Regions from separate parts of the Homo sapiens genome. Here region 2 is linked to region 1. A link is a loop called in an ENCODE intact Hi-C map of the cell type or tissue named here. Cell type or tissue: K562. All regions are shown on one strand. Links, peaks and the distances in the headings refer to the core of each region. The heading gives the core; the rest is flanking DNA.

Region 1 (5,623 bases), core at 339-5,338:
CCTTTCAAGGTGAAAATTAGGTAGGTGGAAGATACAAACGACACCTCCCGTGAGTTTTGCATTCAGAACTCGCTGACTCAGGTTATTCCTGGATGGCTGTGAAAAAAACTTAAAGAAACCCGAGGGGGCACCCGGATTTGAACCGGGGACCTCTTGATCTGCAGTCAAATGCTCTACCACTGAGCTATACCCCCTCTGGCGGTGGCTCTCTGGTAAATTGTTTTTACATCGATTGATCCCAAAATTTTCATACTTTCACCATTCGTTCAAAATTAGTGTCTCTTTGCTAGATTATACTGAAATTACCAATGAGGAAGGAGAAATTAAAAGACTAGGCCAAGATAGGCCGGGCACAGTGGCTCACGCCTGTAATCCCCAGCACTTTGGGAGGCCGCGTCGGGCGGATCACGAGGTCAGGAGTTCGAGACCAGACTGACCAAGATGGTGAAACCCACCCCCCCCCCCCCCACCTCCGTCTCTACTAAAAATACAAAAAATTAGCCGGTAGCGGTGGCGGGAGCCTGTAGTCCCAGCTACTCAGGAGGCTAAGACAGGAGAATTGCTGCAACCCAGAACCCAGGAGGCGGGGGTTGCAGTGAGCCGAGATCATGCCACTGTACTCCAGCCTGGGCGACACAGCGAGACTCCATCTAAAAAAAAAAAAAAGGCTAGGCCAAGACGTGGTGGCAGTTTGAAAAGCGTGTGAATTTAGGTGCCAATCTGCTTTGTCTAGGTTCAGTTCTTTTTTTTTTTTTTTCTCCAGACGGAGTCTTCCTCTGTAACCCAGGCTGGAGTGAGTGCAGTGGCGCAATCTCGGCCTCCCGGATTCAAGCGATTCTCCTGCCTCAGCCTCCCGAGTAGCTGGGATTACAGGCGCCCGCCACCGCGCCCAGCTAATTTTTGTATTTTTAGTAGAGATGAGTGTTCCACCATGTTGGCTAGGCTGGTCTCGAACTTCTGACTTCATGATCTGCCCGCCTTGGCCTCCCGAAGTGCTGGGATTACAGGCATGAGCCACCGCACCCCTGCTTGGTTCAATTTTTGTTTGTTTGTTTGTTTGTTTTCCATTTTGTGGAGATGGGGGCAGGTGGTGGGTGAAGGAGGCCGTCTCCCTATGTTGCCCAGAGACGGAATTTCGCTCTCCTTGATCAGTCGGGATTGCAATAGTGCGATCTCGGCTCACCGCAACCTGTGCCCCCCAGGTTCAAGCAATTCTCCTGCCTCAGCCTCCCGAGTAGCTGGGATTACAGGCATGCACCACCACGTCTGGCTAATTTTGTATTTTTAGTAGAGACGGGGTTTCTCCATGTTGGACAGGCTGGCCTTGAACTCCCGATCTCAGGTGATCTGCCCACCTTGGCCTTCCAAAGTGCTGGGATTACAGGCGTGAGCCACCACACTCGGCCTAGGCTCAATTCTTTATCCACAATCCCACTCATCTCTCCCCGCTAGCAAGTCAGAGAACAACCTCCTGCAAAACTGGATAAAGTTTTTCCTTGGTCTCTCCAAAAAGAATACGAACACGCCATTGCACTCCAGCCTGGGCAACAAGTTTCGCTCTCAACAAGAGCGAAACTCCGTTGCAAAAAAGAAAAAAAAAAAAAACTAAGTAAGAAAGAAATCCTGCAATATGCAATAACGTGGATGAACCTTGAGGATATTATGCTAAGTGAAGCAGGCCAGTTACAGAAGACCAAATACTGCATGATTCCACTTATATGAGGTTTCTAACATAGTCAGACTCCCAGAAGCAGAGAGTAGAACGATTGTTGCCAGGGGCTGGAGGGAGTTGCTGATCAATAGGTCTAAAATGTCAGTTCTGCAAGATGAAAAAACTCTAGAAATCGGCTGTACAACATTTTGCCTTCAATTAACAATACTGTATTGTATAGTTGAAAATCTAAGAGGGTCTGCCAGGCATGGTGTCTCATGCCCATAATCCCAGCACTTTTGGAGGCCAGGGCAAGAGGATCACTTGAGCCCAGGAGTTTGAAACCAGTTTGGGCGACATGGTGAGATTCCCATCTCTACAAAAAAAATTTAAAAATTAGCCAGGTATGGTGGTGTGTACCTGTAGTCCCAGCTACTTGGGAGGCTGAGGCAGGAGGATTGCTTGTGCCCAAGAGGTCAAGGCTGCAGTGAGCCAGGGTGACGGAGCAAGACTCTGTCTCAAGAAAAAAAGAGAGAGAGAGAAGCCAGTTGGGAATCTATTGTAATAATACGGGTCAGAGATGGTGGTGATGTCTTAGACTACAGTGTTTTATTAGTTTTATATTGCTGATATAACAAATTACAGTCTATTTGCATAAAACAACAGAAATTTATTATCTTCACAGTTCTGGAGGTCAGAATCCCAAAATCAATTTCACTGGGCTGGCTGGGCTCGGTGGCTCATGCCTGTAATCCCAACACTTTGGGAGGCCAAGGCAGGCAGATCACGAGGTCAGGAGTTCGAGACCAGCCTGGCCAATATGGTGACATCCCTTCTCTACCAAAAATAGAAAAATTAGCCAGGCATGGTGGCTCACGCCTGCAGTCCCAGCTACTCAGGAAATTGAGGCAGAAGAATCGCTTGAACCTAGGAGGCGGAGGTTGCAGTGAGCCGAGATGGTGCCACTGCACTCCAGCCTGGGTGACAGAGTAAGACTCCATCTTAAAAAAAAAAAAAAAAAAAAATCCACAGGGCTAGAATTAAAATGTTAGTATGACTGCATTCCTTCTGTAGGCTTTAGGGGAGAATCCGTTTCCTTGACTTTCCCAGCCTATAGAGGCCGCTACATTGCTGCCTCATTGCCTCTTCCCCAGTTGTCAAAGCCAGCAGCATATCATCCTGTCTCCGTCTAGCCTTGGTTTCCATGCTTCCATGTTACCATCTCCTCTCTCTGTGACTCTGATCCTCCTGCCTCCCTCTTGTAAGGACCTGTGGGATTACACTGAGCTCACCTGGATAATCCAGGATAACCTCACATCTCAAGATATTTAATTTAATCATATCTGTAAAGTTGCTTTTATCATGAGAGGTAACATAGTCACAAATAGATTCACAAGGAGACTGGGATGTAGACATGTTTGGAGCGTCATTATTTAGTCTATTACAAGTAGGAACAAGTAGAACAGCCGAGCTAGAGAAGAATGCAGGTGGCCAGGCACAATGGCTCACGCCTGTAATTCCAGCACTTTGGGAGGCCCAGGTGGGCAGATCACCTGAGGTCAGGAGTTCGAGACCAGCCTTCTCAACATGGCAAAACCCCACTCTACAAAAAACACAAAAATTACCCAGGTGTGGTGGCACACACCTGTAATTCCAGCTACTCGGGAGGCTGAAGCAGGAGAATCAATAGAACCCAGGGGTGGGAGGTTGCAGTGAGCCAAGATCGCACCCCTGCACTCCACCCTGGGTGACAGAATGAGACTCCATCTAAAAAAAAAAAAAAAAAAAAAAAAAACAAAAACGCCAGGCGCGATGGGTCATGCCTGTAATCCAAGCACTTTGGGAGGCCAAGGTGGGTGGATCACCTGGGGTCAGGAGTTCGAGACCAGCCTGGCCAACATGGTGAAACCACGTCTCTACCAAAAACACAAAAAATTAGCCAGCCATGGTTGTGGGTGCCTGTAATCCCAGCTATTCCGGAGGCTGAGGCAGGAGAATTGCTTGAACCCAGGAGGCAGAGGTTGCAGTGAGCCAAGATCACACCACTGCACTCCAGCCTGGGCAAGAGGAGCAAAACTTAGTCTTGGAGGGAAAAAAAACAGAAAGAAAAGAGAAAAATCCCACTGAGAAAGGGGCGAGTTTAGGGGAAAAAAAATGAGTTTATTTTTAAAACTCTTAAAAGAAAGTAACAAAGTACAGCCCCATGTCCTCACAGACATCATGTTCCAGTATTGGGATGAACATGTTTCATTTAAGGTGCTTAACTGATATTTAAGAGTATGCGTTTCGAAGCCTGGCGCGGGGGCTCACGCCTGTAACCCCAGCACTTTGGGAGGCCAAGGTGGGCGGATCACGAGGTCAGGAGATCGAGACCATCATGGTGAACACGGTGAAACCCCGTCTCTACTAAAAATACAAAAAAATTAGCCAGGCGTGGTGGCGGGTGCCTGTAGTCCCAGCTACTCAGGAAGCTGAGGCATGAGAATGGCATGAGCCTGGGGGGCAGAGCTTGCAGTGAGCCGAGACCGCACCACTGCACTCCTGCCTGGCTGACAGAGGAGACACCCTCTCAAAAAAAAAAAAAAAAAAAAAAAAGGAAGAGGCAAGCTCTTCATCTGACAGCAAGAGGAGAAAGAAGGTGTGGAAGGTTTAAGAAAGGAGAGACTGTGTGAAATAGTCATTTTGGAGCATGAAAAAGTAAACATATTTGGGCAATAGTGAAGCAATGCTAGACAGAAAGCATGTTTTACATTGATTGGCACAAACTTGTGCACCTTTTTTCTTCAGCAACATTCAGCTGCTTGGGTGCAGGTTTGGTGGAATCCCATCGGTGAGTTTAACTAGGCTGTAGTTTGGTGATTACGACCAGGGATTACCATGAACCAGGCACTGCGCCGACTACTTTGGAAAATGCAAGAAATAATGCAACATGATCCCTACCCTCAAAAAATGCACAATCTTGGCCGGGTGTGATGGCTCACGCCTCTACTCCCAGAACTTTGGGAGGCAGAGGCGGGCGGATCACTTGAATTTAGGAGTTCAAGGCTAGCCTGGCCAACATGGTGAAACCCCGTCTCTACAAAAAATACAAAAATTAGCTGGGCCTGGTGGTGCGCACCTGTAATCCCAGCTACTCAGGAGGCTGAGGCACTAGAATCCCTTGAACCCAACAGGCGGAGGTTGCAGTGAGCCGAGATGGTGTCAGTGCACTCCAACCTGGACCACAGAGCGAGACCAAAAAAAAAGTAAAAAATTGGTAGTGAGAAGGAAGAAAATGAACAGGCAATCACAGGTAAAAGACTTTTCTGGCCGGGCCAGGTGGCTCACGCCTGTAATCCCAGCACTTTGGGAGGCCGACGCGCGCGGATCACCTGAGGTCGGGAGTTCGAGACCAGCCTGACCAACAGGGAGAACCCTCGTCTCTACTAAAAATACAAAATTAGCCGGGGTGGTGGCGCATGCCTGTAATCCCAGCTACTCGGGAGGCTGAGGCAGGAGAATCGCGTGAACCCGGGAGGCGGAGGTTGTGGTGAGCCGAGATCACGCCATTGCATTCCAGCCTGGGCAACAAGTGGGAAACTCCGTCTCAAAAAAAAAAAAAAAAGAAGAATACTTTCCTAATGGAAACCTGTTGATGTTTGAAGGAGCCAGGGGAAGAGGAAGTGATTGAAGATGCTGGAGAAAATGGAGACAACGGAGACACACCTGGCCCGGAAGCAGAGATGGTCTTGGGAAGGACAAGGGAAGTACTTCCTCTTGTGTGCAAAGCACGGGGCTGAGGATTCACTGCAGCTCACGTTGCAGGCACAGAGGCTAAAAAATTGACTTGAAGCATTCCCAAATGCAGCCGGACGCGGTGGCTCACGGCTGTAATCCCAACACTTTGGGAGGCGGAGGTGGGCAGATCCTGAGGTCAGGAGTTCGAGACCAGCCTGACCAACATGGTGAAACCCACGTCACTACTAAAAATAT
Region 2 (5,340 bases), core at 327-5,326, 190 kb after region 1:
CCGTGCCCAGCCTATATCATGGATATTAATAGGAATGTAAAATGGAATAGCCCGTTTGGAAAACAGCCTTGCAGTTTTTAGTTTAGTTTTGTTTTGTTTTGAGACAGGGTCTCACTCTGCCGCCCAGGCACAGAATGGCATGAATGTGGCTCACTGCAGCCTTGACCTGCTGGACTCAAGTAATTCCTCACCCTCAGCCTTCTGAGTAGCTGAGACTACAGGCACATGCCACCACTCCCGGCTAATTTTTGTATTTTGTAGAGATGGAGTTTCACCATGTTGCCCAGGCTGGTCTCAAACTCCTGGCCTCAAGCCATCAGCCTGCCTTGGCCTCCCAAAGTGCTGGGAATACAGGTGTGAGCTACCATGCCCGACCTTGGCAGTTTTTAAAAGAATTAAACACAGCTGGGCATGGTAGCTCATGCCTGTAATCCCAGCCCTTTGTGAGGCTGAGGCAGGAGAATCCCTTGAGCCGAGGAGTTTGAGACCAGCCTGGGGAATATAGCGAGACCCTGTCTTACAAAAAAAATTTAAAAAGAAATTCGCTGGGCATGGTGGCTCAGGCTTGTGGTCCCAGCCACACTGGAGGCTGAGGCAGAGGATCTCGTGAGCCCAGGAGGTCAAGGCTGCAGTGAGCCCTGACTGTGCCACTGCACTCCAGCCTGAATGAGACTGTGAGACCCTGTCTCAAAAAAAAAAGAAAAAGAAAAAAAAGGTTAAACATAAATGTAGCATATGACCCAGCAATTCCACCCTTAAATGTCTACTTAGGAGAAATAAAAACATATATTCACAAAAGACGTGTATAGCAAATGTTCATAACAGCATTATAGATAATAGCCAAAAAGTGAAAAACACCCAAATGTGATTGGATAAACAAAATGTGGCATATCCCTACAACAGACTACTACTCAGCAATAAAAAGGAACAGGCCGGGCGCAGTGGCTCATCCCTGTAATCCCAGCACTTTGGGAGGCTGAGGCAGGCGGATCACCTGAGGTCGGGAGTTCAAGACCAGCCTGACCAACACGGAGAAACCCCGTCTCTACTAAAAATACAAAATTTGCCAGGCGTGGTGGCGGGTGCCTGTAATCCCAGGTACTCGGGAGGCTGAGGCAGGCGTATCGCTTGAGCCCAGGAGGCGGAGGTTGCAGTAAGCTGAGATTGTGCCATTGTACTCCAGCTTGGGCAACAAGAGCAAAACTCTATCTCAAAAGAAAAAAAAAAGGAACAGATTACCAATACACGCTACAACACAGGTAAACCTCAAAAACATTATGCTTTTGTGAAGCCAGATGCAAAAGACCACATATTGCATGATTCCATTTATATAAAATATCCAAAAAAGGGAACTCTATAGAGACAGAAAGATTAGTCACCCAGGGCTGGGGATGGGAAGGGAGAGCTACAAGTGGGGAGGAGGAGTCTTATAAGCAATGTTCTAAAACTGGATTATGGGGCCGGGCACGGTGGCTCACGCCCATAATTCCAGCACTTTGGGAGGCCGAGGTGGGCGGATCACCTGAGGTCAGGAGTTCGAGACCAGCCTGGCCAACAGGGTGAAACCCTGTCTCTACTAAAAATACAAAAATTAGCCGGGCGTGGTAGCATCTGCCTGTAATCCCAGCTACTTGGGAGGCTGAGGCACAAGAATTGCTTGAATCTGAGAGGCGGAGGTTGCAATGAGCTGAGATTGAGCACTCCAGCCTGGGCAACAGAGTGAGACTCTCAAAAAAAAAAAAAAATTTAGCTGGGCGTGGTGGTGGGAACCTATAGTCTCAGCTACTTGGGAGGTTGAGGCAGGACAATTGCTTGAACCCGGGGGGTGAAGCCTGCAGTGAGCTGAGATTGTGCCACTGCACTCCAGCCTGGAAGACAAAGTGAAACTGTCTCAAAAAAACCCCCAAAACTGGACTATGATGATGGTTGCATAACTGTAAATTTACTAAAAATCATTGAATTGGACACTTAAAATGGGTTATGTGTGGTATGTTCACTTTTAAAAATAGTGTCGGCCAGGCGCAGTGGCTCATGCCTGTAATCCCACCACTTTGGGAGGCCAAGGCGGGCGGATCACAAGGTCAAGAGCTCGAGACCATCCTGGCCAACATGGTGAAACCTCGTCTCTACTAAAAATACAAAAACTAGCTGGGCGTGGTGGTGCGCGCCTGTAGTCCCAACTACTCAGGAGGCTGAGACAGGAGAATGGCTTGAACCCGGGAGGCAGAGGTTGCAGTGAGCTGAGATCGCGCCACTGCACTCCAGTTTGGGCGACCGAGTGAGACCCTGTCTCAAAAAAAAAAGGTCTATTTCATAGGCTGTTATGGGGATTAAGTGACATCCAGTTCTTAGAACAGAGACTGGGCAGTAAGTACTACAGAAGTTACTATGGGGTTGGACGCCTGGGGTGCAGTTCCCCAAAAGGGGCAACCGGGCAGGTCTCCTGCTCCCAAATCCTTGAACACAGTCCTTACTGCCCCAGGTGAGACCTAGATGGGCCAAGGAAAGGGAAGGGCTGGCTTCTGGATCCAGAGGGGCCCTTTCTAGCCTTCACTCTGGAAGTGTTAGATGGGACCCGGCATCCAGCCTTGTCCCTCTTTTTCTCCTATGAGGAGGAGAGGTTCCTGAGAAGGGTGTTGCCGCCCTCATAGCAGGCTGAGGATGGGGTCGAGTGTCCTCTACCGGAGGAAATGGTAATTGCAGCAGCTGGGCCTGCCCACGTGAGTTCTGGTGACTGCTCACATCATGTTTCAACCCTCCCAACAATGTGAGGAAGCCACTGTTGTCCCCTTTTCACTGATAAGGACATTGAGACTTAGAGTGTCTAGGTGACCTGCCCAGGGTTGCACAGCGCCACCCCCGCCCCCATCCAGGCCATAAAGGGTGGTTTGATGATCTCCTTTCAGCTGGAGAGGCACTCACACTATTCTCCTACTGTTTGTAGTGATTCCATCCCTGAGTCCATATTCTGGGGTGCCTGATGAGAGCAAGGGGAAGTAGGGATAGTGGAGGCAGAGAGAAGCACTCACAATCGTAATGACCCCTCAATAAAGCCCCCAAACTCACATGGGGAAGGGGGAGCTGGGAGCTTTTGGAGGCAGAGAAAGAAGAGGCCATTGATCTGCACTGTTATGTAATATTCACTCATTTATTCATACTGATCATTTTCTTGGGCATTCTCTCCTTGTGTCTACACTGTGGTAGGCACAGGAGTGCAAGTAGGCACTGTTGTTGAGGATGAGTCCTCAGCACTGTCCTGCAGAAGAGACAGCCATGAAGATCATCCTTCCAGAACTTTCCGTGTGTGTGTGTGTGTGTGTGTGTGTGTGTGTGTGTGTGTGTGTGTAGAGGTGGGCTTTTTGAGCAATTATGAGCCCTGGAGTCTAGACCCAGCTCAGCTTCATGACTTGGCAGGACCCCAGGATCCCCCCTTGTGACAACTGCCCTGGAGAGCTCTTCTGCAGATGTTAGAGGGTGAGTGTTTTGGGCAATGGAACATCACACCTCCTCCTTCCTCAAACCCTCGCCCCACCTAGGGACTTTACCTCTGGACTTTGCAGGTGGGGGAGGCAGATCCTCCTTACCCCTGTCCTCCCAGATGTTATTTGATGACACATAGGGAAACTACACCTCTGTTGTCACTGCTAGAAGGGCCCGGAGGCAAGCTGCATCATTTGTCCCCGTTCTGAAACCCTCTCTTGTCCTGGCTCCAGAATAAGATATTTATCTGTGGGGCCGCCCCCAGCATTCTTCCACACCTTTACCCCAAGTCATCATACCAATCTCTGTATTTCCACAGATAGGAAACGGCAGTATTCCAATAACCTGATTTTTATCAAGAGAGAAATATCCCAAGGATTCATTCACTCGCTCACTTGCTCATTCATTCATTCACACATATTGATTGAGCACCTATTATATCTTGGCCACTGTTCTAGGCAGTGGGGGATGCACCAATGATCAAGACAAAGTTCTCGTCAACTCATTTCCAGACTAATGGGAGAGACAGACACTAAAGAATAAATCCATTTACAGACTTTTATGTAACAATAAGCTATGCAGAAACTAAAGAAGGTTAAGGGGATAGAACAGGGTGGGGGTGTGTGCTGCATTATCAGAATTTGTACTGGGAATTCACTTTTTCTTTATTTTCCTTGGGGCAGATGAGAGTGAGGGTCTGCGCGTGCCCTCCTCTGGCCTCTTCAACCGGTTTGGCAGATCAAACCTCAGAGGGGGGCATCCTGGGATTGGGGGTCAGGGGTTGCAGAGTCAGCCCTCGGAATTTAGTTGAGGCGGAGTATTTAGATACTGCATCAGAGAAATGGAAATAGATACCGAGACAGCCTATTTATCGGCTTCCATGGATGTAATAACACTCCCACCCTTCCAAATTTATTTTTTTTGTTCATCTTGCATACAAGTACTGAATTATTAACTACTTATACATTACAGCATTTTTGAGCCTACTGTGTGCCACGCACTGTTTTAGGGGCCATTCACGGCCCGCTAGAATCCCTGCTGTGCAAAGCTTGTAAACAACCATTGCCTCATTTCATCTTTCCCCTAAACATTATTTCTGAGATTCATCTACGTTGATTCACATAGCTCTTTTAGTCCCAAGAGGGCAGATATGAACCGTCCCATTTTACAGATGCAAAACCGTGACTGCTCGGGAAAAAACGAGTGGCTTTGCGACGACGAAATCCCAGGACGCCACCGGGCCACGTGCGGCGGCGCATCTGGCCGCTCGCGATCCCACCCGCGCACGCTCCCTCCCGCGCTCCCTCCCAGCCGCCGCCGCGCCGGGTCCACGTGTGTGTGTCTGTGTGCGGAATGGGGACGGGGGCGGTGCCGCCGGAGGGGTGGGGTCCGGGCTAACGTCACGGGCGGTGCGGCCCAATCAGCGGCGGGCTCGCGGCCCCGGCGCTGGTATTGGGGCAGCGAGGGGGCAGTTCTCTATAACGCGGTCTCCGGGAGCCAGCGGGGAAGAAAGAAACCGAGCGGGCGGAAGGCGCCCTCCCCGCCGCCTGGGCCCGGGCACCGGGTGCCGGGCCCGGGGTCCTTCCCGCCTCCCGCGGCCGCCGGCCGCTTTGTTTCCCCTGCCTCTGCGCTTCGGGCGACTCGAGAGGGTCTCCCGCCGGGGTTGCGAAGGGGACGCGGCGGCAGAAGGGCGGCCGACCCCGCCGGGACTCACAGGGACCCAGGAGTCCGGCCGCCGGGAGGGCCGCGTGAGGAGAGCGAAGAGGGAGCCCGAGCTCTGCGGCCCCGGGTGGCGGGCCGGGGGCGCCCGTGAGCAGAGACCTCCCCGTCGACGGGGGGCGATGTTCCCCTCACCCGTGG

The links. A loop is a pair of places that touch in the nucleus more often than their neighbours do. Peaks named below come from ENCODE experiments on the same cell type or tissue, not always from the same donor. Only the 100,000 strongest peaks of a DNase experiment are listed, where the experiment ranks them.
Region 2: it touches region 1 in a loop (4-fold over the local background); 6 of 110 quality-filtered maps call a loop at or near these places.

What each region holds. Positions count from the first base shown.
Region 1 is chr17:38,862,216-38,867,838 of GRCh38, reverse strand. TRC-GCA2-2 (tRNA-Cys (anticodon GCA) 2-2) reads right to left here and starts at 194; the gene lies at 123-194. RefSeq lists enhancers at 1-130, 3,860-3,939 and a cis regulatory region at 1-402. In K562, for the core only: a CTCF peak has its summit at 2,769; a DNase peak (open chromatin) is centred at 2,778; H3K4me3 peaks cover 593 bases.
Region 2 is chr17:38,674,568-38,679,907 of GRCh38, reverse strand. It overlaps EPOP (elongin BC and polycomb repressive complex 2 associated protein), which reads left to right and starts at 4,951. Exons shown (of 1, transcript NM_001130677.2): 1 at 4,951-5,340. RefSeq lists an enhancer at 2,558-2,852. In K562, for the core only: CTCF peaks have their summits at 2,686 and 5,307; DNase peaks (open chromatin) are centred at 2,707 and 4,867; H3K4me3 peaks cover 713 bases.